3 separate regions of the Homo sapiens genome follow, and all the other regions are linked to region 2. Evidence: chromatin loops called from intact Hi-C (ENCODE). Cell type or tissue: chondrocyte. All regions are shown on one strand. Region 1 overlaps LOC124906243 (a long non-coding RNA gene). Region 2 overlaps LOC124906243 (a long non-coding RNA gene). Region 3 overlaps CACNA2D3 (calcium voltage-gated channel auxiliary subunit alpha2delta 3).

Region 1 (8,000 bases), 170 kb after region 2:
GTCACTGAATTTTAGAGTGGTTTGTTAAACAGACAATGGTGTCAATAAATAGCTGAGAGTGTTCTTTTCCCATTATTTGCAGCCAAGGGAGTCTAAATATATTAGTGCCCATATGGGATCCCACACAGCTGCTGGTATTTCTCTCATTATCACATTTAATGTGCTCTTTTGTAATTGATATTTACCTATCTGTACATCCTTCCAAACCAGCACTGTCCAACAGAACTCTTACAAAGATAGAGACACTCTATTCTGGCATTGTCCACAATGACAGCCACTAGCTACGTGTGGCTACTGAGTACTTGAAGTGGGCCTGGTATGATTAAGAAATGGAGTTTTGAATTTCATTTAATTTGGATTAGTTTAAGTTTAAATAGCCACCTGCAGTTAGTGCCTAGCATATTGAACAGCACAGCCCTAATATCTAAACTCTTTAAAAGCAGGAGTTGTATCCATCTTGTTCATTATCACATGTCCAGGGGAAGAGATGGGGTTAATAATTTTTTATGATAAGGAAATATATTCTTCTAACTTCCTTAGGAATTTCTCACTCCCTGGTAAGTAGACCCATCAAACCTAATGAGGTAAATAACCTTAGATGTCACCAATTTTCATAAGCACCATAAACCACTCAGCAACATTTTGTCTGGGGGACAATACTATCCTGGTCACAACACCCCAAACTCCAAAGATTTAGTACTGTTATTGGCTAGTGTATTAGTCTGTTTTCACACTGCTGATAAAGACACACCCAAGACTGGGCAATTTACAAAAGAAGAGGTTTAATTGGACTTAAAGTTCCACATGGCTGGGGAAGCCTCACTATCATGGTGGAGGTCAAGGAGGAACAAGTCGCATGTTACATGGATGGCAGCAGGCAAAGGGTGCTTGTGCAGGGCAATTCCCATTTTTAAAATCATCAGATCTCTTGAGACCCATTCACTATCACAAAAACAGCACAGGAAAGACCCACCCCCATAATTCAATCATCTCCCACTTGGTCCCTCCCACAACACATGGGAATTATGGGAGCTACAAGATGAGATTTGGGTGGCGACACAGAGCCAAACCATATCAGCTAGTAAGCAAAAAGGAACTTTCTGGATAAATCCTAAGCAAACATGAAAGTACAGTTGTTCCTACCACATGTGTTTCTTTTCAATGACAAACAGACCCTAAGATGTGTCCTGCTTCTGGTTAGAGGATAACCTCCAGGAGGCCCAAAGGAGAGGGAAGCAGCAGGATTAATTCTTAAGTAGCTCAAACACCACAGGAATTAGAACTCTCAGAGAAGCACCTGCCTTAATCCCTTCCAGTGTTGGGAATATTGGAGCAGATGCCTCTACAAGTGCTCAAGGGTGTGGTACGAAGTGGCTGGGTGGAAGGAAAGATGAGAGTTAAGTTTCTAAGATAGAGTGTTCAACCTCACAGGTGACCAAAGGACCTCACAACCAGCCCAATTCCTGATTTGTGCCAGGCAAAAGCAAGAGGACTCTGAATTGCTTTCACATATCTAGAACTCTTTTTGTTCTTCCTAAGATGTTATTGGTTTTTTAGAAAGACCTTTCCATTTCTGTGATACAGAAGTAAGAGTCCAAGGTGTTAGCTGAAAACAGTGCTTACCATGTAAAAGAGGCCCGAAAAATACTTAAATAACTGCTATAAAAATAAGTACTGTTGTTTGCAATACTTCATATTAAACAATGGCCATCTCTCAAGAAGGCAGAAAGGAGGTTGAACTTACTTTTTTGTGATATTGAGTTGCCCTCTTTGTGTCTTCTGCATATATATTAGAGGCGTTATAGAAAAAATACTTTCTAAGCCATATGTTGCAAGTCATAAGTACAGGATGTTTTTCTAGCCAAATCTCATCCAACTCAGAAATGCTTTCAGGGTTCTTCAGGCTCACTTTTCATACCATGGTGTGTCTCATTATTCAAGATCAGCTGGAGCCCAGAAGTGACTCAGTCCACTTGAATCACTGAGATTTGAGGGATTTGAGCTGAGCATAAAAGGGCAAAAAATTAACTGTGGCCAAACAGAAGGTGACAAATTCTCATAAAGGAATTATATACCTTTTAAGTTTTGATTAAAGAGATGGATGCTGAATATACTCCCAGAATAATAACAACATGAATATCACTGATCACAGTACCCATATTAACAATAACTTATTGCTTAATATATGCTCAGCACTTTAATAAGTACTTTACAAGTACTCTCTCACTTGTTCTTCAAAAGAACCTTTGCATTAGGGACCATCAACATATTCAGTTAATGAACGAAGAAACTGGGGCTCAGAGATTTAAAAAAAAAAAAAAATTGTCCAAGGTCACACTCCTAGAAAGTGGGAGAGTCAAGATTCAAAGCCAGGTCCTCTGGCTAGGAGGCCCAGGCTCTCAACCACTGAGTCATAGGATTGCTGCTTGGTAACTGCCTTAAAGCCTTGGAAAGCCAAATACCGCAGCAACGTGAATCCCTAGGAAGCTTAGTCAATGTTTTCTTAACAACCCTAACTGCACCTGAAAACAAGTAAACATTAAAAACTGCGTTTTGGAGGGTTTTTTTTTTTTTTTTTTACACACCAGGAAGTCTAGACACCTGCCTTTGTATATTTTCTGGAGGGGGGAAAAATAGACTCATTGTATGAAATTTATTTCAACCATTTAGGGAGATTTTAGTAAAGATAGGTTACATTTGCTATTCAGCAGTGAGACATAAATGTTTAACACAAGGTCTTCCTCCTCACCCACCCCTCCCCTACGGATGCTTTGAATAATGCAAAGTCTGTTTTAAGCTCTGCTGATTTACTCAAGAAAAGGGTCAGAATATTTTGAAATGTTGGTCATACAATCTGGCATACGGAGCATTAAAACTTAGGGTAAAACTCAACAAGCTACTTCCTGTCTGCTGCTTCTCGAGACTTCATGGGCTCATAACACTTAATAAAAAAAATGAGCTGTAAATAATACCTGATTTAAACTGCATGTCTCATTAAATGAACTAGACATTTGGAAGATCTTTTCATTCTTGCCGGAGAGTATATAAGCCTTTTGTGCATAATATGTTAACTTCCTGCTCTTTGAGGACTATGTGCTAGACACTTCACTCTTGGCTTGATTCCGATGGACTGATTGATAGTCAAACATCTTTGATCCACAAAACTGCAATTTCATATGGTCTACCTAACAAATGCTTTACATGTTTTATCTTCTAATCCTTACAACAACTGGTAAGGTAAGTCCTCTTACTCTTCCAAGTTCATTCATATATCAACTCCAGGAGGACAGAAACTCATGGGCTTTATCACTGCCAAGTCTTAAGTGCTTAAAATGGGACCTAGCATATAGTAGGTGCTCATTAATTATTGGATGAATCACTATATGCATGGATGGATGGATGAATGGGTGGATGAATGAATGGATGGATGGATGAGTGGGTGGATGAACATGTGAATGAATGGATGGATGGGTGGGTGGGTGGGTGGGTGGGTGGATGGATGGATGGATGGATGGATGGATGGACGGATGAGTGGGTGGATGGATGGATGAGTGGGTGGATGAATAGCTGAATGGATGGATGGATGAGTAGGTGGGTGGGTGGCTGGGTGAATGGGCGGTTGGTAGGTAGGTGGGTGAATAGATGGACAGATGGATGAATGGGTGGATAGATGGGAAACTAAAGCCTAGGTAGATCATTCAGCAAGAAATTGGCCAAGCCAGGCTTTGAACCCAGGTCTGCATGTTCCTGTGATTGTCCTGCAAAGCCTTTCATTCACTAAGCATGCAACCGGTTAAAGAGAGAATGCACCAATTGCAACTCTCATTTCTAGTCCCATGACCTTTCTCTAAAAGTCACTCCCTGTGTATGTGGGCAGAGGAAGAACCTGGGACATCCTGTGGCAACACAGCCAACTGTCTGCTCAGGCCTTTCCAGGCCCTAGATATTTGGGTCAAGAGGGACAGCAGAGGGGCAACCGTGCTGCAAAGAGTTTCAAATGCCCTTGATACTGAAAAGATGGGAAGGGCGTGGGAATAGCCAGAGGTTACATGGAAGGACAAACATCACAACTGGAGGAGACTGAGGTGGAGAGGAGGCCTGAGATTGCACGTGCAGACCTGTGGAACTGTTTCCACATTATCCACATCAGGCTGCAATGCTTCATTAAGTGGGGCCCCCAAGGGTTAACCAGGAAGGTGGAGGGGACAGAACAGAGCAGGGGAAAATAAATCTTGAGGAGGAGGAAGAAGGGGAAGAAACTCGGGCTGGAATCACTTTGTTTTATGAATAGTTTATGAGGCGTATCAGGAGTCACCCTAACGGGCAAGGGCTGGAATGTTTTCTAACTTTAAAGTGAAAGCCGCCCACCAGGCTGCGAGAGTGGGAGCGGCAAAATATGAAAAACACGGAGGCCCCTCTCTGCACTGCCCATCTATCTTGTAAACCATGGATCTCCAAGGCGCATATACTAGCAAATGTGTCTCACTTGGGATGCTAAAACCACCTTGGAGTTTTACACAGCCACTGTGCCCAGCTAAATGTTTTCAGGCGACTTCTCTCTTGCCTGGAAAAGTATCATGGGTGGACCCTGCGGCTGAGGAGACATTTGGAGGGGAGGACCACAGAGCCGGGTGTGGCACGGGGTGGTGGGGGGGCAGTGCTTACATCTACACCAACTGCATATACACTGGTCACCATGGAGCAAGGAGGAAGTACAGCCAGGACTAGGTGGTCTTGCTGTGGAGCTAAAGAACACACAAGAAGCCTCAGAAAGAAATCTTTATTTGTCCAAATGAGCTTGATGCCTTTAGCAGTTCTCTCTCCACCCACAGGCAAAGCCACAGGCGCCCCATAAACTGACCCCACTATCCAAGGCCTTGGGGAAACATTTCCTCCATGCCTTCCCCAACCCCTGGACTCCAGGTCTCAGGATGGAGCCCCACACCTCCGTGGTTGACCTGCCTTTGTCTAGGCTGCTCCTATGCCCTTGCCCATCCCTACAACTTATCCCAGCAACATCCCTTGGGTTCTTGAGGCCAATGTCCAAGATTCCCCTTTGCCCCACTGTCCAGGCAGTGTCTGTGCTCACACTCACTTCTGGATTCAAGCCACGGTCTGACCCTGAGCCTCCTGCTTGCTTGGAATGTGAATTCAGACTTTAGTCAGCAGGCTAATGCAAGGGACACCGCTGGTGCACAGGCTGCAGATTAAGGGCGGGGAGACATCCCATTATTGGGTGCACATTCTCAGCCTCCACCCTAACACACTGCCCTCTCCTCTTCCATTCACAAGCCCTGAAAATCTGGCTTTCCAAGACATCCCCCTACCCAAGCTGCTCTAACTCAGTGGAAATTCAAGCCAACGTTTCTTCTTGATAAGGTTTTCTCTTATGCTGAGTTGAAAAGGTTTTTGTCTTTTTTTTCCCCCTTCCAGAAAGGTTGGAGAGTTATTCGGAAGGTCTAGTATGTGCTGGTGTCCTTGCAATCACACCTGCTCTGCCTCAGAACATGCTGTTCTTTATGTTGGGGTAGAGTCTGTATATCTACTTGAGAAGACCCTGCTACCCTCTGGCACTCTCATGGCTCATCCTGGAATACGAACTATTCCTCATAGGAAATGGATAATACAATATCAGTGAAGATATTAAACATAGCACCTGGCCAGGAAATTCATGGTGTCCAATGAATGAAGCTTGTTTCTTTGCTTCATTCATTCATTCATTCATTTGAAATTAATTAGTGCCTGCCATGTATCAAAACATGGTCAAAGTCCTCAGAGTTCACAGTTTAGTGAGGGGAGAGAAGCAATACAGAAACCCATAAATAGATGAACATGATCATTTAACATAGTAGCAAGGCTATGGAGACAATACTGGAATTGAGAGTGAAAAGCAGACTTAGAAGGATGGAAGTGTGGTGGAGATCTATGTATAACCCCCCACAGAGAGCAAAGCAAGGTTAAGCAACCCTACTATCTGGAAGTTTTCTCCAAACCCAACAGATTCCTAAAGAGTTAGTCTGAGCTCTGAGAAAGAAAAAAGTAAGAACCCTTTTTCTAAACAGGGCTGGTCTGACTGTACAAAAGCCATTCTACTACAAAGACTAAACCCAGGTTCTGATGTTGGCATTTCAGTGTGAGGAAAGAAAGATTCCTGGCTGGAAGCAGCAGCAAAGGTCACTAAATGAGAGAGTGCATGGGTGGGAACACCCAGTCAACTGGGCTTGAACACATAGAAGATGGTGGTGAGAGGGAAAATTCCCTTCTGACTAGTTCTAGGCCTGGACAATGGGACCATCCACAGCAGCTGTTGGGCACCTTCCTAAGGTGGAGAATCCAATAGCTCCCCATTGAAGCCAAAAGACACATCGATCCTCGTGGGCAGGTGCTGCAAGTCATAAGCTTAGGAATTTGGGGGCTATGGTCAAGTCTCTCAAGGCATTCCTATTTGCATCCTACTTTAGGTAACTGTGGGTGCCACGTGGTCAAATACTGCAGGGGATGGGGGTTGGAGCAAAGCAGGGCGATGCCTGGGAAGTGTAAAAACGAATCCTTGGCTAGTGTCAAGGGAGTTGGCCTGGCCTCAGGTGAAAGAGGCTGAGAGGTTGTTAAGGTCATACCTCTCTGTGTATTATACAAGTCTGTGCCCCTAATGAAAATTCCATTTCTTCTAAATAGGCTAATTGAAGGACCTCTTCTTTGAAAAGGCCAGTCTGTGTTCTAAAAAGGGCTTAATGAGGACACGGTTATGACAAACCTCTTAAGAGACAGAGCAGAGAGATTTATAAAAACCTACAGAAAAATAGCAGGTAGTCAGGCCACTTTAGGAGGAGGGAGCACTAAGGAACCTACAGTACTGGAAGAAATAAATGGGAATGCTGAGAATAGGAGGGTGGGCTTCTAAATAAGTATACAGGCTGAGAGCAGGTAATCAAATGAACAGTTACAGTATTACAATGGCAGCCTATGGCATTTGTTAGCACTGGGTACCTGGTGCTAGGTAACGTGCTCATGTCAGTCCTTGAAGAGAGGTGTTATGATTTTCATGATTCTTCTAGAAGGAAAAACTGACTTTCAGGCAATTTGAGGAACCCCCCCCCAAGACTTAAGATTTCACAGCTGTTAGACAATGCAGACACATATAGACCCAGAACACCTGGCATTGCACATCCAATAGGGCATTGCCCCATCCAGTGAAATCTGGTGACCACTTATGCCAGAATCACAGAAGGGCCTAATAGATTGGCCTTTCCTAGGCTTTGGTGGACATGCAGAATCAAAATCTGCATGTGGCCCCTGGAGATCCACGTTCCAAAAGCTCCTTGGGTGATATTGAAACACACTCTTGTTTAAGAACCAGGCAGTTAGGGGCAGTGAGTAGATTGGGTTGTTTGGAACAGAGGGTTTCTAAGAATCCAGGGGCTTGAGATCTACAGGAATTTTTTTTTTAATCAGCACTTCCAGAAGAGATGAGGGACAAAGCCCACTCTGTAGAGTGCTGGGAGGACTCCATCTATGCACAATGTTAATGGTTATTGATCTGGATGTGATGGAGTAAACCTGCTGCATCCTGCCTTCCTCAGGTACCTGGTTTAGCACACTGAAGTCAGGAGGGAGACTGGAAAGAACTGTGTACAGATGAATGCAGAAGATCCCAGCTTCTCAGAATGAAGATCGTGAACTCAACAGATTTTAGCTTCAGGGAGCAGAAAGTAGAAATGGAGATGGGGCCAGGGACCCAGGAGTGCCTACTCCAAAGGTTGGCCATGGTCCTGTGATAGTCCCATACAACTTCCAAGGTCTAAAATCAGCGTCTCCATGGTAGAGTTGTCACTGATGAAATAACAGCATTACCTGTCAGGAAGAGAGGCCCAAATATTTTCCATGGTCCTGAGGACTCATTCTGAGAAAGGCAAGCTACTGAAAGGGCTTCTCCAATTCCTGGCATTTTCTTATTCCCAGGCCCTGATGACAGAGGGGTCTTGGCCCTGAATCTGCCCTTG
Region 2 (8,000 bases):
ATGGCAAACGTGTATAACCAGGGAAGTGGTATGCGTCCCAAAGCTTGAGTCATTCAAAACCATGTTGGCGATATCATTGGAAAAAAGTTGGGGGAGAAGGAGACTGTCTTGGTGGAAAATCTGTGAAGTCCCCCCACAGCGTTGTAGTGGCACTTTTCTGAGTATTTGACAGGAACTGGCTTCTAAATATGCCTTGCTTTCCTCTGCATCATGCACTATCTAGAGCATAAATAAGGCACGCACAAACTTTCCATTTCGCTCATGTCCCAGGCATCATTCTCTCTTCAAGTATTGAAAAAAATAGCTTCAAGAACACAATATGATAAATATGACAGATAAAAATAAAGTATAGTTAGTTACAGATCAATTTTACAAAGTCAGACACATGTATTATCTCAGTTAAACCACAGTTCATCCTCTTGGTGGGCATTCTCCGTTTGTGGGTGAGATCACTGAGATTTAATGAGGTTATGACTGGTCTGAACTTCTGACTTCCAAACCACTCTTGTGGTTATTCCTGCTCCACTCTACTCAGCCTCTCAAGAGAGTTAAGGGAGAAAAATCCCTCCACATTGATAAAAACTTATGAAATCTCATTAAATTATTAAAGGAAAATCTATAGTTTATTAGAAGGCAAAGGTACACCAACATGAACTCCATCAGCTACCAAAGTAATTTTTTTTGTTTGCCTTTAAACCTAATCTTTCTTCCTTGCTCTGGAATCCACATAAGATGAGGTCTTTGTTTGCTCTGAAACGAACATCCTTATAAATCTGTAATTCACACATTTTCCTGACTCTCCTTAGATCAACAATAACCTCTTTCCTCTGGTGCATCTTTAATTTTTCTCCAGTGGATGTTTCCTCTACTCTACAAAACTGTTCAAATCGTTTCTACCCCAAACTCACATTTGTTTCAACGTCCTTACCTTTCTCTCTTACATTCCTTTAACTTCTGAACTTCTTTACAATGAAGCACACACCACATTTCCCCATTATTTTCTCTTTAATGCCTTACAAACTAGCTTCTTCCCTATACTCTCCTGAGATGCTCATGGAAGGTATAATCAAACTAATGACCTCATCTTTGTTTGCTGCGCTGACTACCACAGCCTGTTTGACACATCCATCACTTGGTTTTAGAAACATAGTAACTGCCTAGTAGTCTTCCATTTTTTTTCCTCTATCCTCTCTTATAAATAGACATTTAATAATGTCCATTTCCCAGCAACATTATTGCTCTTAAAGACCCTTTCAGGACCATTTATCATTCCAAAGGCTTGACTTTCACTTCTAAAGGCATGATCCTCCAGTCTAAGTCTCTTGTCCTAAAAATTCTACTGAAATTTGGATATTTGCCTTTGAAATCCCCAGGAAAAAGACCAATCTGAAGGATTTACCAGCCACCTTTGATTCAATACAGCCCAAACTGAGACATTTTCCATGACCTGAACTTGGTAACACCATTTCAAAACTCCTGGTCTCCAGGTTCAAATCCTTAAGTCATCCTTGCTCCCTTCTCACTTCTCATGCCCAATAGCCCTATTCACTTCCCTATTCTGCCTCTGAAAGGTGCATGCATTCCTCCTTTTTGCTTGGCACTGTCCTACCCCAGATGCTCACCATTTCTCCCTAAGCTATTGCAACAGCCTCTTGATTGCTGATGATGACAGCAATGGCTAATATTTATAAGACTGTACCATGCCGAGGAACAGTGCTGAGCAGCCTGTGCACATCCACAGTCCTGTGAGTGAACCACTGCTGTGAGCCCTTCTTTCTAGTGGGGAGACTGTGGTCCAGAGGGTGAAATGTTTTTCTCAGGTCACACCATGTGCACAAAGTATAGCCATGACTCAAATACATTTCAGAGTCAATGCCTGAGCTTCTATTCCCAAGGCATATTGTCTCCCAATATAAATAACAAAATCCGAATCTTTCAGCCTGACCATCAAAACTCTGCAGAATATGGTCTTCTCCAACCTCCTCAACTTTATCTTCCAGTTTATTCCTTTAGTCTACTCTAGGCTACTACTGTTGCAAAAGATGATCCCTTTATCTACATTGTTTACCTCCTCTTCACATCGACATTTGAGGTTCATCTCAAAACACATATCCTCCAAGAAGACTTCACAGATATTCCCACTCAGAATCAGTCTCTCCCCATGTGCCTTGCATGTAGTTTGTTTCGGCACTGGAGCAATGATTTGCTGCATGGTAGTTACTTGAGTGTACATATATTCATCTCACCTGTTCATGTCTTGAATACAGGGCCCATGTGTTACACCTCTCTGTTATATTCATGCCCCCACCTCCCCACCATGCCAGTAGTGCCTGGCATGTGACGAGCCTTCAATACATTTTGGTAGAACTGAAGAGCAAGCTTGGGTATGGTTGGGGGTTGGATTATTAATAGTGTTTCCAAGTGGGAAGTGAGACTGTCACCCTGGCCAGTCTATTCCTGAGTTACCACAGATCCCAAAAGGTCTTTAGGCTTAATCATTCACAGAACACAGCCGGTATTAGGAGCAAGGCTCTCTTCCAATTAATAACTGAAGTCCAGTGTTCAACTTCCACAAAGCATTTACTCTATAATTGGTATTAATTCCTTCAGAAGTAATTTCCACTGTTCTTCAGCTCCCATCACCAACTAAACTTGAGTATCAATGGTGGTAAAAATAACAACGACAAAAGCTAACATTTACCAAACTTTACATTTATAAATCTCCATTTGATCTTCGAAACCACTTAATGCAGTAGAGACTACTATCATTCCCTTTTTCTGAATGAAAAGATTGAGGTTCAGAGGGGCTGAGGAACTTCCCAAGATCACTAAGCCAATAGGAAGTGATGAAGCCGGATGCAATCTGACACCCACACTCTTAACCACTGAGCCTCACCATCTCTCTAGAGGCCTGAAGTTAATAAATTTCAGTTTCCTCTCCTCTCCCCACATGACCAGAAGACTTGAGACACAGAAGCCTTGGTGCAGTGCTGCTGAGTGTTACCCCCCCCCCGCTTTGTTTTTGCTTGCCTGTGCACGGCCAGTTTTACAGCCGGGCTGCTTATGTGAAGACGTCCACTCACATCCTGGTCATCATTAATCCCCTCATTAAGCAACCCATGAGGAAGAAGCAGTGGGAACGGCCGTGGCTCTGCACAGGTTGGGCTCTGTTGGAGATGGGACGTGAAATCTTTGCACGCCACTGGCCATGAGTCATTGGAAGACTGAGCTGTGTCCCAGAGAGGATGACAGGAAACCGCAGGCTCTGGCTTCACTCTTGCGGTGACAGTCTTTGAGAGGCTGGATGACCATGGTGGTTCAGCTGTTCCCCGATGGCTGCCTCCCTACCAGTGCTGGGCTGTGTTTTTCTTGGCCAGTTGGAATGTGGAATGCTTCCTAGCTCAGTCAGTGCTGTGGAAGGAGACAAATCTACTTCCCAAGTCTCCACCCCCCTGCTCCAGCTACTACAATCATTTTGTACAACTCCTTCCTGCTGTTTGGAGACATATTTATGGGCAGTTGGGACACAGGGACTCTTCTCCTTGGCAACAGCTTCCCACCAAGCCAAGCAAACTTTGAAGTGGTCTTGGTTCCTGAGTGAGCAGAACATCTATCGTCCAGCAACATATGCCCTTTTGTTTGGCTCCCAGTTTCATGACCTCTGTGATATAAGATGGGACCTTCAACAACAAGCCCAAACAGGAGTCTCTCATTCTTGTGTTGACAAAACTTCTTTCTTGATTCATTTCTGTCCCACTTCATGCATGGATCACACTCACCATCTGAAAAATCTAGTATTCTGCCTTTTTCATTAAGAAAAAGAAAAGGTTTCATCATGCATTTAGCTGTTAGTATGTACATTGCACTGTGTGATGCCCAAAGAAGGGCAAAACACAGCCCTGATCATCTAGAACCTAGGGGAGACTTAAACAAATATGTGAAAAGCTGGAGAGAATTGCATTACTGTAAGAATGGCTGGAGTTTGGCCTTTAACCAAGTCCTGAATACAAGTCTTGTTTCTGCTGCTGAATAACTGGATGTCTCCTTATTCGCATCCATAAAACAGATGAACAAGCACCTCTGCCTCTCAGGGTTGCTTGTGAAGACTAAATGAGACAATGTCCTATCAAGCACTTGTCAGAGTCTCTCACATGTAATTAACACTCCGTACGTGGAAGCTGTGATTACTTCTCATATTTAGGATGTGGGGGTATGTACAGGGCATTGTCTACTTTATAAATGTCTCTTCTTCCAAAATGGAACTGGACAAAGTCAAGACAGAAAACAGTTTCAGATATCCATTCAAAGCAAGGATAGGTACTTAGCACTGAAGCAAAATCTTTGCTGAGATATCTATAGGAATTGGTAAATGTAAATCATTCAGGGGGTCTTTTTAAAACGTGGCCTGAGTTTATCCCCTTTTGGGTCAAAGACAGATGTCAGAAAGCTTCTTCTTTACCCAGCTTTGCAACCTCCCATCTGCCTTCAATTAGGCAAGCGGTCAGCCTCTCCACATTTAGGGTACACCAAGGCAAGGCCCTGAGTTACACTCTTGTCGCAAACCCACTAGGAATGACTTCACAGCTGGACACGGTTTGTCCCACAGAAATTCCAGACACAACATTGCCCAAAGCATTTAGGCCTTGCAGACCACGACATTATATTTTAACATGTCACTCATAATCCTGATTCTTCCTCTCTCCCTATCTGGAAACTCACGTTTGCCTCTCAGATTGCATCCTCTATGCTTTGAAAACACTGAGTGATAACCACACTGACTCATCTGTTCTGAGAGGAGGCTTGCTCTGGCCAGGCCAATTTGAACTCTGAGCCACAGGCCCTGACTTCTGAACCTTCTCTAATGAGTCTGTTTTGTGCCTTACATATTTTTACCCAAAGATAAGATCTGTTCTCATTTTCTCTAGATCTATTTATGCATCCCTAATAAGCAAGTTGTTATAAAAAAGCAAGTTTAGATGTAGTCTAAACACTTGAATGTGTAGCAGCTGCAAGATTACCTGTTTGAAGTCTGTTGATGAGACTTCTCCCAGGGAGGACATAGCAAAGGGAAAGGCATTCAAATCATGAGAAGAACATAGAGGTGGGGTTTTTGGTTTTAGTTTTGGTTTTATTCCAAGCCAAAAGACTAAGCTCAGAGAGCATAATATCTCCATTCCTCAAGGTCATGGCCAGGCCCAGATGTTTTTTGCTTTGTCCAACATTTGTAGGCTCCTCATTTCTGGCAGTAGGTGCATACAGTATAGACTTGACTTCCTTTGAATTTCCTGCCATTAATAAGGCCCAGGGTCAATATAAAATATGTATTGAATATCTAGTCACATTTTTTCAGGCAGCATTAAAATTCTTCTCTATGGAACATAATGTTTGATGTACTTGGAAAAGGCTACTTTGTTTTATAATATGTACCTCTGAGGAAGTCAAATATTTTTATTCCTTGATTCCTTCCCTCCCTCCCTTCCTTCCTTTCTTCCTTCCTTCCTTCCTTCCTTCCTTCTTTCCTTCTACTCTTCTATCCTTTCATCTATTCATTCATTTCTCCATTAACACATTTTTTCACATTTATGTCAAGTATCTACTGTGGGCCAAGCAGTGAGCTAAGTATTAGAGATAAAAATAAATCGAACATCCAACTTGATTTTTAATCTTGTAGGGGAGAGAAAGTTAAACTGGGAAAATGATGTAACCAAAGTATAAGTAAAGTTCACTGGGAGAGTCAATAAAGTTCACTGGGAGACCCATGGGGGAAGAATTTGCTTCTAGAATAATTAGAGCTGGGCTTGAAACTGGCTCTCTCCCTAACTAGCTGTGTAACCTTGGGCTTTACTTAACTCCTGTGAGCCTTGGTTTCCTCATCTTAAAATGGGGATTATAGTAGAATCTATTTCATTGGATTGTAGTGAGGATTCAGTGAATGAATGAGGTAATCATAAAAAGGGTTCAGTGCAGTACTTGACTTCTCTATGATTAGAATTAGTGATCCTGTCTAGGAAAACCTTACAGAAGAGGTAACATTGGTCTTAATCCTGAAGAATGAGTAGGGACTTGAAAAGGGGGAAGAACATTGCAAGTAGAGGGAAAACCATGTCTAGGCCTGGAGTCATGCATATGTGTGACGTGTTAGGCAGCAGATGGTCAGTGTGGTCAGACAGAGGGGATGTGTGGGATGGGAGTTGAGACTGGACAAGTAGGACAGCTGGAAAAGGACTATGTATTCGATGGTGAACTACATGCTTCAGACAGGAAACAATGGAACGTAGCATGGTAGTTCTCACTCCAGAAACCAGAGACTGAATCCTGGAAGGAGAGAGACGGATAAGAAGCAGTTTCTTAGCTGTCCATCGGCCTCCTAAGGTTCGCATAGAGCTTTCAGCTCTGTTGTCCATCCAGTAACCCTAAGATATTTTCCAGTTTAGGCTAAGGTATTTGGCAAAAGATTCGGGAGACCTCCTGCCTTCCTCTTCTTCTGCCACTGGCACACCCTCATGGTCCACTCTGATGGTGAAGGGCTGGGAAGTGGGAATTCTTGGGTCTCCTCATTCATCATCATGGCTGAGTCTAATGGGATAATGGTTGAACAAGAGGGTCTTCAAGGTTACCCCCAGTTCTGAGTCATGATTCCAAGTTACAGGGATTCACTTAACCTCATAAGATAAGTAATGGGCCCAAGGTCATACAGCCAGGGAGTATGACCAGCAGAACCAGGATTTGAGCCTAAGCTGCCTAGCTCTAGACTCTGTACTCTTAGTTTTTGCCTTACACTGTCTCTATTCTGTGCTCAACCATTTTGCCCAGGCCAATGATCACATTTCCCTACTTTCTGTTGTTCTCAAGTTTAGACTTAGAATTTAACTTGGGAGCAAGTGGGTTTTGTGGTCTGTTTAATTAAAATTCTAGAACACAGAGTTCTCAGCAGAGGTCTTGCTCTGGAAAGCATCCTGGGGGCTGGACCTTAAGCAAGGCATGGGAACACTTGCAACAAATTTTTCCCTGTACTGGCTGGCCTTTAGGAATGGGGCTCCTGGAGAGGAACTTGATTGGCCTCACTGCTCCTCTTGCCACATGTGGGGTGGCCAGATTCCATTATTTTGCAGCACAGGTGAGGATGAGGAAGTGTGCATGTGTGTGTATGTCTTGTGTTGTGTTTGGAGGATTGTCCATAATGGAAGTGCATAAACATCAATCAAGGCTTCTTTTTCTTTTTGGGTGTTCAAAGTGTGGAGGTGATATATCCTGTTCTAAATTGTGAATGGTATTTTCAAATACTTTAAAACAACGCTTATTATCAAAGGGCAGAAGAGATGTGCTTAAAGGTAATAACACCTTATTGGCTTAGAGGCACCTTGCTGGCTTTAAAATGCTTTCTTGGCCTGGAGTGTAAATGTTATTGGCTTTGAACTCACTCCCAAATTATACAAAGGTTTTGTCCCTCTCTTGACTGCCAAATGTTTGAGCCCCACTTCAGCAGTGTCTTGCTGAGAGGCCACACTGCCATAGGCCCTCAGACAGCTGTAAAATCTGACAGCCTGAGTGAGGGAATCCAAATCTGTTTCTTATTGAGTAGCCAAGATGGCTGGGTAACACCACAGCCAGCTGTAGATCACTTTTATGGACAGCAAGGGATGTGTCATCTCAGTAGCATCTGCACAAAGTATCTTCTTGGATGATTCCAGGCTGAGGAAGGGCCAGGTGTGGCTGTACATTTTTGTAAAACCCCTCACATGTGAACAAAGTCCACTGCTCAGCACATCCTGCGCTTTTCCAGCATCTCTTAGATAGTGAATTTGGTACCTCTTGATCATTGAAATTCAGGAATCAACTTAAAAGGTAACTTTCTGGTGCTAAAGCACATCTCTCTCCTTCTAATGCCGAATTCACTTCATTATCCAAGCCCTTTGGTCTCTGACTTACAGTAAATAATTATCCACAGCTGTTGCAAGTTGGTTTATCCTCCAATAAAGGTCAGGATGACTGACTAGACA
Region 3 (8,000 bases), 270 kb before region 2:
TTGGGAGGCTGATTCAGGCAGATCATTTGAGGTCAGGAGTTTGAGACTAACCTGGCCAACATGGTAAAACCCCATCTCTACTAAAAATACAAAAATTAGCCAGGTGGTAGTGGCCTGTGCCTGTAATCCCAGCTACTTGGGAGGCTGAGGTAGGAGACTGGCTTGAGCCTGAGAGGCAGAGGTTGTTGTGAGCTGAGATTGTACTACTGCACTCCAGTCTGGGTGACAGAGTGAGACCGTGTCTCAAAAAAATAAACAAATAAATAAAAATAAATAAAATGAAACAATTCTTAAAAAGAAGGAATCACAAAATAAGAATCCCAGGGGTTATTAAGTTATGGTATCTCTTTCCCATGTGACAACAGGCTGAGAATTTCAGGGTGCTAAAGAATTTCAGTTTTAGGAGAGGACAGAGATGGGGATGATGACAGCCAAGTGTTCAAGGAGTACTGGCTTCTGGTCTCCAAATCTGGGACTCAGCCTGCTGGTCCATGGCAGGAACCACGAGATGGGGTGAGAAAGCAAGAAACTGAAGTGTGAGACACCCAAGGCTCTCAGTTGACTACCTTCTTGCCCAAATGCTTTGGAGGCTCCTGTGTTGCAGGCATACCAGGTGTCAGAACTGTTTCATATTTTCAACTAGTGGGAACTTAACTCATAAAGCAACATGCCGCATGAGAAAGTAGCCTGCAGATGCTGCACAATGAGCCCATGAGTGCCTCTCATGCCCCTCTTCCAGCCCTGCTGAAGCATCCTCTTGTCTGTCCCTCCCAACAGGTGATAAAGAATTGATCCAAGAAGTCCTTTTTGACGCGGTGGTGAGTGCCCCCATTGAAGCGTATTGGACCAGCCTGGCCCTCAACAAATCTGAGTAAGTGGTTGCACGTGTCCTCGTTTCATGGCCATTTCCTCACCAACACTCCGAAATATGGTTATGGTTTAAAGAACTAAACTGTTTTAGGAACCTGGTGTTAAAGTTCTTTAATTTTCCCCCAAGCTCCAAACCACAAGAGCTAGAGCAGATTAGCGGCTCGGGCTTGGATGGCAAGCTCCTGGCTTTGACATATAATTTGTTTGAGTTTTAACGTTACATGAAATTTGGTACGCTGAGGTAGGGTGACACTTCCGAGAGAGAGGGAGGCGGAAGGGAACTTCGTTGCCTGCCTCGCCACAGCTCTCTCTACTTTGCAGTCTTGGGGGAGCTTGGGATCTGGGCCAGGTTAGGTTGTGAGTAGGATGGAGAAGTGAGAGCTCAGTTTCATAGGGTGTTAGATATAACCCTGTGGTTTTATTTCTGAAGTGGAGGGTGGAGGGCTGTGGGGAAGGCCGTGGTAGTTGATATCAAAGACTAGGATGAGAACTGCTTTAGCAGCTTATTATTATTTCTTTACCATTATTACTTTAAGTAGACTATTAAAGATTAAAAAGAAAAGGAAGAACCATTCCTTTTCCCTTATATTTTCATGTGTTACATGATTCATTTCTCTCCACTTTTCTGTTCTTCCTTAGTTCATTCCCTCATTGTATCTTCCCTTCTATCCTGTTTCTCTCCATTTTTCTATTCAATAGTTCATTCCCTCATTGTATCTTCCCTTCCATCCTGACATTCATTCTGTTCTCATTTTCATTCATTCACTCATCAAGTCTTGACTGTGTGTCTGTTATGTGCCAGACTCTGAGCGAGGTGTTGGGGAAATGGAGAGAAACCACACAGATAGAGCCCTTAACATCATGGCACCTGTGGTATATAGTGTGCTGTATTATTAAGAATCATAACTGCTTTGAAGGAAAAGTAAAGACACATAAAGTGTAACAGATCTAAAGTGGAGGAGGAAGATGGGAACTAGTTCAAGGTTTGGGCAGCATTCCAGGAACAGCATGTACAAAGGCCTTGAGATGAGAAAGCATTTGACACATTGGAGGAATTTAAAGAAGGTGGACACAGCTGACATATAGAGGATAGCCTGGAAGATGTCAGAGGATGAGGCTGCAGAGGGGCCGCATGGCTCAGGACCTTGGGAGTCAGGTTAAGGATTTTGGATTTTATACTCAGAGCAGTGGAAGATCACTGAAGGATTTTAAGAAGGGGAAGAAAATGATCAGATTTTCATTTTACAAAAAGATCTCTCTATTGCTGTGTGGAGAACAGAGGGTGATGGGGTAAGAACAATAGTAAAGGTTCGTACAGTTTTCCCAGGGATTCATGACTTGGACCCGGGCAGTGGGCACAGAGAGAAGAGGTCCACTTGTGGCTTGCTTCAGAGGCAAGGTCTCCAGGACTTGATGATGGGTTTGTTGTGGAGGGTAGGGAGGTTGAGCCATCAAGGATCATTCCCAGGTTTATATCATGAGCTATTGGGCAGACGGTGCTATTTGCTAACACGAGAGACACTGGGGGAGGATCAGGTTTAGGGCTGGGCATGGCCAGTCTCTCTTCTAGACATCGTGAGCTGAAAATGACTGAAAGTCTCCCAAATGGAGATGTCAGGTAGGCTGTTTAGTATGCAAATCTGGAGCCCCAGAGAGACTGCCATTTTCATTATTAGGGGTGTCTTTGAACTGCTTGCCTTCATGGCATGGATCTTATTTCCTGGGAAGCTGGCAACGAATTGAGCCTTTCCTGGGGTTTCTTTCTCTAGTAAACCTTGTAGTGTTTCTTTTCGGCTCTCATGAAACTCAAAATCTTGAGCAAAGGTTGCTGATTCATTCCTAACACATACTAAAGATTTCCAAAATGGTAACTTGCTTTGTAGTCCACCATCTGTAACTGATTGGACAGCCTGGCTTTCCAATTTGGTGTAGGCTACAAGCAGAAATGCATTGTTTTGGTTTTTATTCAGCCCTTAAATACTTAAAGGTAGCATCCACCATTTTGACTTTCATCAAAGATCAAGTAACCAAATGACCTTACTTTGAAGATAACGTGGAGAATACTTTGGATCAAATTACTAGTAGCATTTAGGACAGAGAAACAAGCTCAAGAATTGGTGTTCTCTTCATACATTTATTGTAGGATAAAATTATGTGTTTGTGGACCAGGCATGGTGGCTCACACCTGTAATCCCAGCACTTTGGGAGGCCGAGGTGGGCAGATCACAATGGCAGGAGATCGAGACCATCCTGGCTAACACAGTGAAACGCTGTCTCTACTAAAAATACAAAAAATAAGCCAGGCGTGGTGGTAGGCGCCTGTAGTCCCAGCTACTCGGGGGGCTGAGGCAGGAGAACGGCATGAACCCGGGAGGCGGAGCTTGCAGTGAGCCGAGATAGCGCCATTGCACTCCAGCCTGGGTGACAGAGCCAGACTCCGTCTCAAAAAAAAAAAAAAAAAAAGAAAAAGAAAGAAAAAAAATATTATGTGTTTGTGAAGAAAGGCCATTTGCTTTTTGCATAGGAGAAATATACCTTGCAAATCTCCTAAAGAACACGCTCAAGCATATAGAATTTGCCTTGGAAGTTGAAACAAAATGATATTTAGTGAATTTTTACATTAGTTTTCCTTGCCAAGGCCGTTCTTAGAGTTCCTATGTGTAGCCTCCTACAGAGCTATTGGAAGAAGCCATTTCTTTACACATCTCTTTGGGGTTGGTGGTGAGAATAAGGCCTGTGGTCTGGTAGAAGTGATAAGCTGGGGCCCCCACAACTGTGTGGATGTCAAAACCAATTCCAACTACGTGGAATTCCAGGCTGTGGGATGCTGCAAACTTGGTTCCATGGCTCAGCTGCTTTAATGGCAGATTCCACAAATGATCTCAAGACCAAGAATAAACTTGGTAGCTTTAATGCAAAAAGCGAGTCCTAAGCCCTAACTGGCTAGTCCTTCCCATTCTTAGCCTGATCTCTTTGAACTTGCACCCAGAACCTTGAAATAAAGATGTGTGTATGGTTGGAAGTAGATTTTTTTCACATGCTGCTTTTGTTGGCAGGAAGTTCTTCATTTTTCCTGCAAGTATTACTTTGAAAACTTTTGTAAGGGATACAAGTTGGCAATCTGTGCTCGTGTGTGTGTGTGTGTGTGTGTGTGTGTGTGTGTGTGTGTGTTTCTGTATCTTCTTTTAAAGTTTAAGTTTCAAAACTGCTATTTGGTAAAAACATTCTGTGAGTCTTAAAATGCAATGTATTATCTGCTTACTGTCTAGAGGCCTCCCCCTGACGTCTGTTGTTCTGTTTCAGAAATTCTGACAAGGGCGTGGAGGTTGCCTTCCTCGGCACTCGCACGGGCCTCTCCAGAATCAACCTGTTTGTCGGGGCTGAGCAGCTCACCAATCAGTAAGTAGGAGGGATCCTCTACAGGGGCCCAGGGAGCTTCTGAAATGGAACATTCAAAGGGAAGCTTATTTCATTTCTTGATTCCACTACTGGTAGAAACATAATTTAGGCCACCCCAGGCCTATTGAGATTTTTCCTCTCTGTTCTACCATGCGGGCCCCAGCATGTGCTTTCACCTGCCTGTTAGCCCTTCCACCACCCTTTGTTCCTCAGGCTTGTTGGCTTCTGTCCACTGTCCTGGAGTCCTCTCCCGCCCTGATGAGTCATTTCAGAACTCTGGGAGGTGGTGCGGCTGCTGGGGGAGCCGCCAGAGGGAGGAAACACTCATCTCGTAACAAATGGCTTCAGGGTGTTCAGCTGTTCTGCAGCTATGCTGAGGAATTCCTGCCTGTACAAAAGTCACTGTTCCAAGTCCTGTTTGTTTACATTTTACTAATAAACCTCTGCCTCTGTGCTTAGCCTGAGGGGCTGCAGAGCTCCACACCCAGGAGTGGGCCCTCTGGGGATGCTGGGGTTTGACAGTGTCTCCTTGGACTTCCAAAGAGACGTGGATAGATGGTGGGCAGAGAGTTTCCAGGTCTAGTACCCAGATGCTAAGCCCCTGCATCTTCAGAGAACCACGGGCCCTTAACTCATCAAACTGGTGTTTCACCAGGGCTAGTAGGTAGACTGTGAAGTCTTTTCTGAGTCTGTTAATAAGTTTTTTCTATTTCTTTTCTCTGAAGCAAGAGCGATTGTTAAGACATGGACAAATGGGTCCCAAGATTCAGAAAGTTAGAGAGTGGTTTGCAAGTGTGTGTGTGTGAGTTCAGAGGTTACCACAGAACATTATACCCCCAACCTTCAGGGTACCTGGAGGTGAATAACCAAGCCACAGAGTAGCTGCCAATTTGAGAGGGATTGGCTCATCAGGGGTCCAAGGAGGCGGTGCTTCCTTGGAGCTTGACAGTGCTGTTTGCCTCTGCTAGGTGAGGCCCTGACACCCACCATATAACCTTACAAAACCAAGTCTGGTAAATGACAGATCAATCAATGTTTAGGTATTTTAAGAGATTGGCTTTGAATTCTGTTCCAGGACTTTGACCTTCTTGATACTCACATTTATCATCTATGAAGTTTGATTATAGTTGCAACTTGATTTTTAACGACTTTTTTAAGCGTTTTTCCCCCAGACAATTGTTTTTCCAGAGGGCGAGTTCCTGGGAAGGACTAGAGGTGCTGAGATACACATTGCCTTCTCCTGTTAGGATCCAGATAGGCAAGGGGAGACAAGGGAATTCATTTTCTAATACTCATTGAGAAAGTCTGCTGCTGGCATTGAGACTGAAACAAGCAAAGCTGCAAAACAGTAACAATAAAACATGACACCTTGCTGGTCTGATAACTGTGTTATTGTGATGGATTTAAAAGACAAAGGACCACAGTAAGGATGCTGGGAGGTGTACCTGGCTTATCTCACTTGGGTATCTTCATTCTGTCCTCCTGAAAAGTGAGAGCGATGATCTCTTTTGGTTACTGTGAAGATCAAAAAAAATTATGGATGAGCTGGGCACAGTGACTCATGCCTGTAATCCCAGAACTTTGGGAGGCCAAGGCAGGCAGATCACTTGAGGTCAGGAGTTTGAGACCAGCCTGGTCAACATGGTGAAACCCTGTCTTTACTAAAAATACAAAAATTAGCCGGGCATGGTGGCACACACCTGTAATCCCAGCTACTCAGGAGGCTGAGGTAGGAGAATCACTTGAACCCGGGAGGTGAAGGCTGTAGTGAGCTGAGATTGTGTCACTGCACTCCAGCCTGGGCAACAGAGTGAGACTCTGTCTCAAAAAAACTCTTTTTTTTTTTATGGATGGAAAATTTCTTTGGGAAGCTAAAAATTCCTACAACTGTGTGTTCTATTCTTTGTGGCATTACGTGACCCACAGAGTGGGTACTCATTGACAATTTGAATGGATGAAATCTGTCTTCAAGAAACTCCTGTCATTGCTTCATATAGAGGCACCTTGACATCTATTGTCTTAGGGTCTTACCTGCCTATCCCCTCCCATCAAATGGTATTTGTCAAGATCCAGCTATTTGGATACACTCTCTAAGCCAGGCTTAGAAAGTTTTTAGCATTTCTGACTTTTGGTTTAGTTTTTGCTTTTGACTAGGGCATGAAAGGCAGAGCTTTAAGTATTGGGCAGAGAACTTGATAATATAAAGTTGCTACCCTGCAATTATCTCATACTATCATCAGTCTCCTACACTGAGATTTCATCCCATACCCCCGCCACCTGCATTTGGAAGTAGGTCGATTATACTGAAACTTGGCCGTCACCCCCAATAGTTATAATACATTCTGTGCCTTCAGTACGACTTCTCACATCACATGCATATAGCATCCAGTGATGTTAGCCTTCACAGCGTACAGCCTTAAGTTAAGAAGATGACCACTTTACCCCTGCCCTTTCAACCACCAAGAACAAAAGAGCTCTTGGGCTTTAAGAATCCCATATATTTGTTAGAGCCTGTTTTCAGTGTCCATAACACTCTTTCACATATGGTGTTATGTAATTCTGATACAACCCTGGTAAAGTGCAGCGTTTTTATTGTTCCCATTTTGTAGATGAGTAAATGGGGGTCGGAGACTCAATTACTCACTCAGAGTCACCCAGTTCTTCCCAGAATCTAGACCAGCCTGACACACCACTGCAATAGCTCCTAGTATCCAGGAGGAGACTTTCACCTTACCCAGAAGGATCTTTCTTCCTGAAGAACATTTTTGGGATTCTGTAAAATCAGGTTGCTCCTTCCTGTTTCCTCCAGAATTGCTGCCTAGTAGTTGGCAGAGGCCTCCAGGGTTTCCCGGCAACTCAGTCCTTTCGCAGTGACACCAGGGCTAATGGGGATCAAGTGCTGCAGGCTCCTGCTGGCTGCCCTAGGTGCCAGCACTGTCCCGGGCAGCAGGGCACTGGACACCCAGATGTGCAGCATTCCAGATCTATTGCCAGCCACCCCCAAAGCCTGAATGTCACTGCCTTAAGTGAGGACCACTTCATACCTTCTAACCAAGCCACCATCTCATCTACCATGACTCTGGAAAAAGGTCCCCTGTGGGCATCATTAACCTGTGCTGCATAGACAGGGCACCTCTTAGCTGTAATGACCACTGAACAGACCTGCTGGGAGTGCGAACACCTTCTGCTCAGTCGTGGCTGCACCTGTGACCCAGGGTAGAGAGTAGCAATGCATCCTGCCATGGGCCAGGCAACAGAGGCTCCTCCTCACACCGTCCAGGTCAGGTTTATGAAGAATTTCATGTCTAGCGAAAGAAATGAAAAGGCTAAAATTTCAGTATTCCTGAAGCCTGATGACTTTTAGATTAGGAAACATTACCACTGAATACAAGCAGCACAAAGAAGAGCTTGTCTACCAAGATGAGCCTGGAAGTCCTGATCTCCAGCATTCTAGATAGCACAGGGGATCTCTGCACTTTCTCAGTCTTGCACATGACTCCAAAGTTGGCCTTAGCCTTCTGAATGAGAGAAGAGTGCTTTGTAAAAATTTTTCTTTTAAACACTTTTAATTTCTGGAGAGTCATTTTGTCAGTAAGAGTCAAGATCAAATGCAAGCAGCTATGCTATGTCAGACCGTTTTTGACCTACAATTACCTAGTTCTAGTAGCACAAAATTTTATAGCAGTATTAACAAAGTAGAGCACTTATGAAGACGGCCATAGAAAGGAATT

The links. Hi-C counts contacts between places; a loop is a spot of excess contacts. Peaks named below come from ENCODE experiments on the same cell type or tissue, not always from the same donor. Only the 100,000 strongest peaks of a DNase experiment are listed, where the experiment ranks them.
Region 1: it touches region 2 in a loop (2.2-fold over the local background); 4 of 110 quality-filtered maps call a loop at or near these places.
Region 3: it touches region 2 in a loop (2.3-fold over the local background); 2 of 110 quality-filtered maps call a loop at or near these places.

What each region holds. Positions count from the first base shown.
Region 1 is chr3:55,328,137-55,336,136 of GRCh38, forward strand. All of the region lies in intron 1 of LOC124906243 (a long non-coding RNA gene), which reads right to left. Among named protein-coding and RNA genes, the nearest start is that of LINC02030, 110 kb to the left of the region's middle. In chondrocyte, no CTCF peak of the experiment used is centred here; no DNase peak of the experiment used is centred here.
Region 2 is chr3:55,157,459-55,165,458 of GRCh38, forward strand. All of the region lies in intron 2 of LOC124906243 (a long non-coding RNA gene), which reads right to left. Among named protein-coding and RNA genes, the nearest start is that of LINC02017, 17 kb to the right of the region's middle. RefSeq lists an enhancer at 2,715-3,914. In chondrocyte, no CTCF peak of the experiment used is centred here; a DNase peak (open chromatin) is centred at 3,276.
Region 3 is chr3:54,887,182-54,895,181 of GRCh38, forward strand. It overlaps CACNA2D3 (calcium voltage-gated channel auxiliary subunit alpha2delta 3), which reads left to right. Exons shown (of 38, transcript NM_018398.3): 24 at 778-871; 25 at 4,174-4,269. CACNA2D3-AS1 (CACNA2D3 antisense RNA 1) reads right to left here. Exons shown (of 7, transcript NR_046666.1): 3 at 7,432-7,574. Among named protein-coding and RNA genes, the nearest start is that of CACNA2D3-AS1, 10 kb to the right of the region's middle. In chondrocyte, CTCF peaks have their summits at 4,582 (motif pointing right) and 4,787; a DNase peak (open chromatin) is centred at 4,541.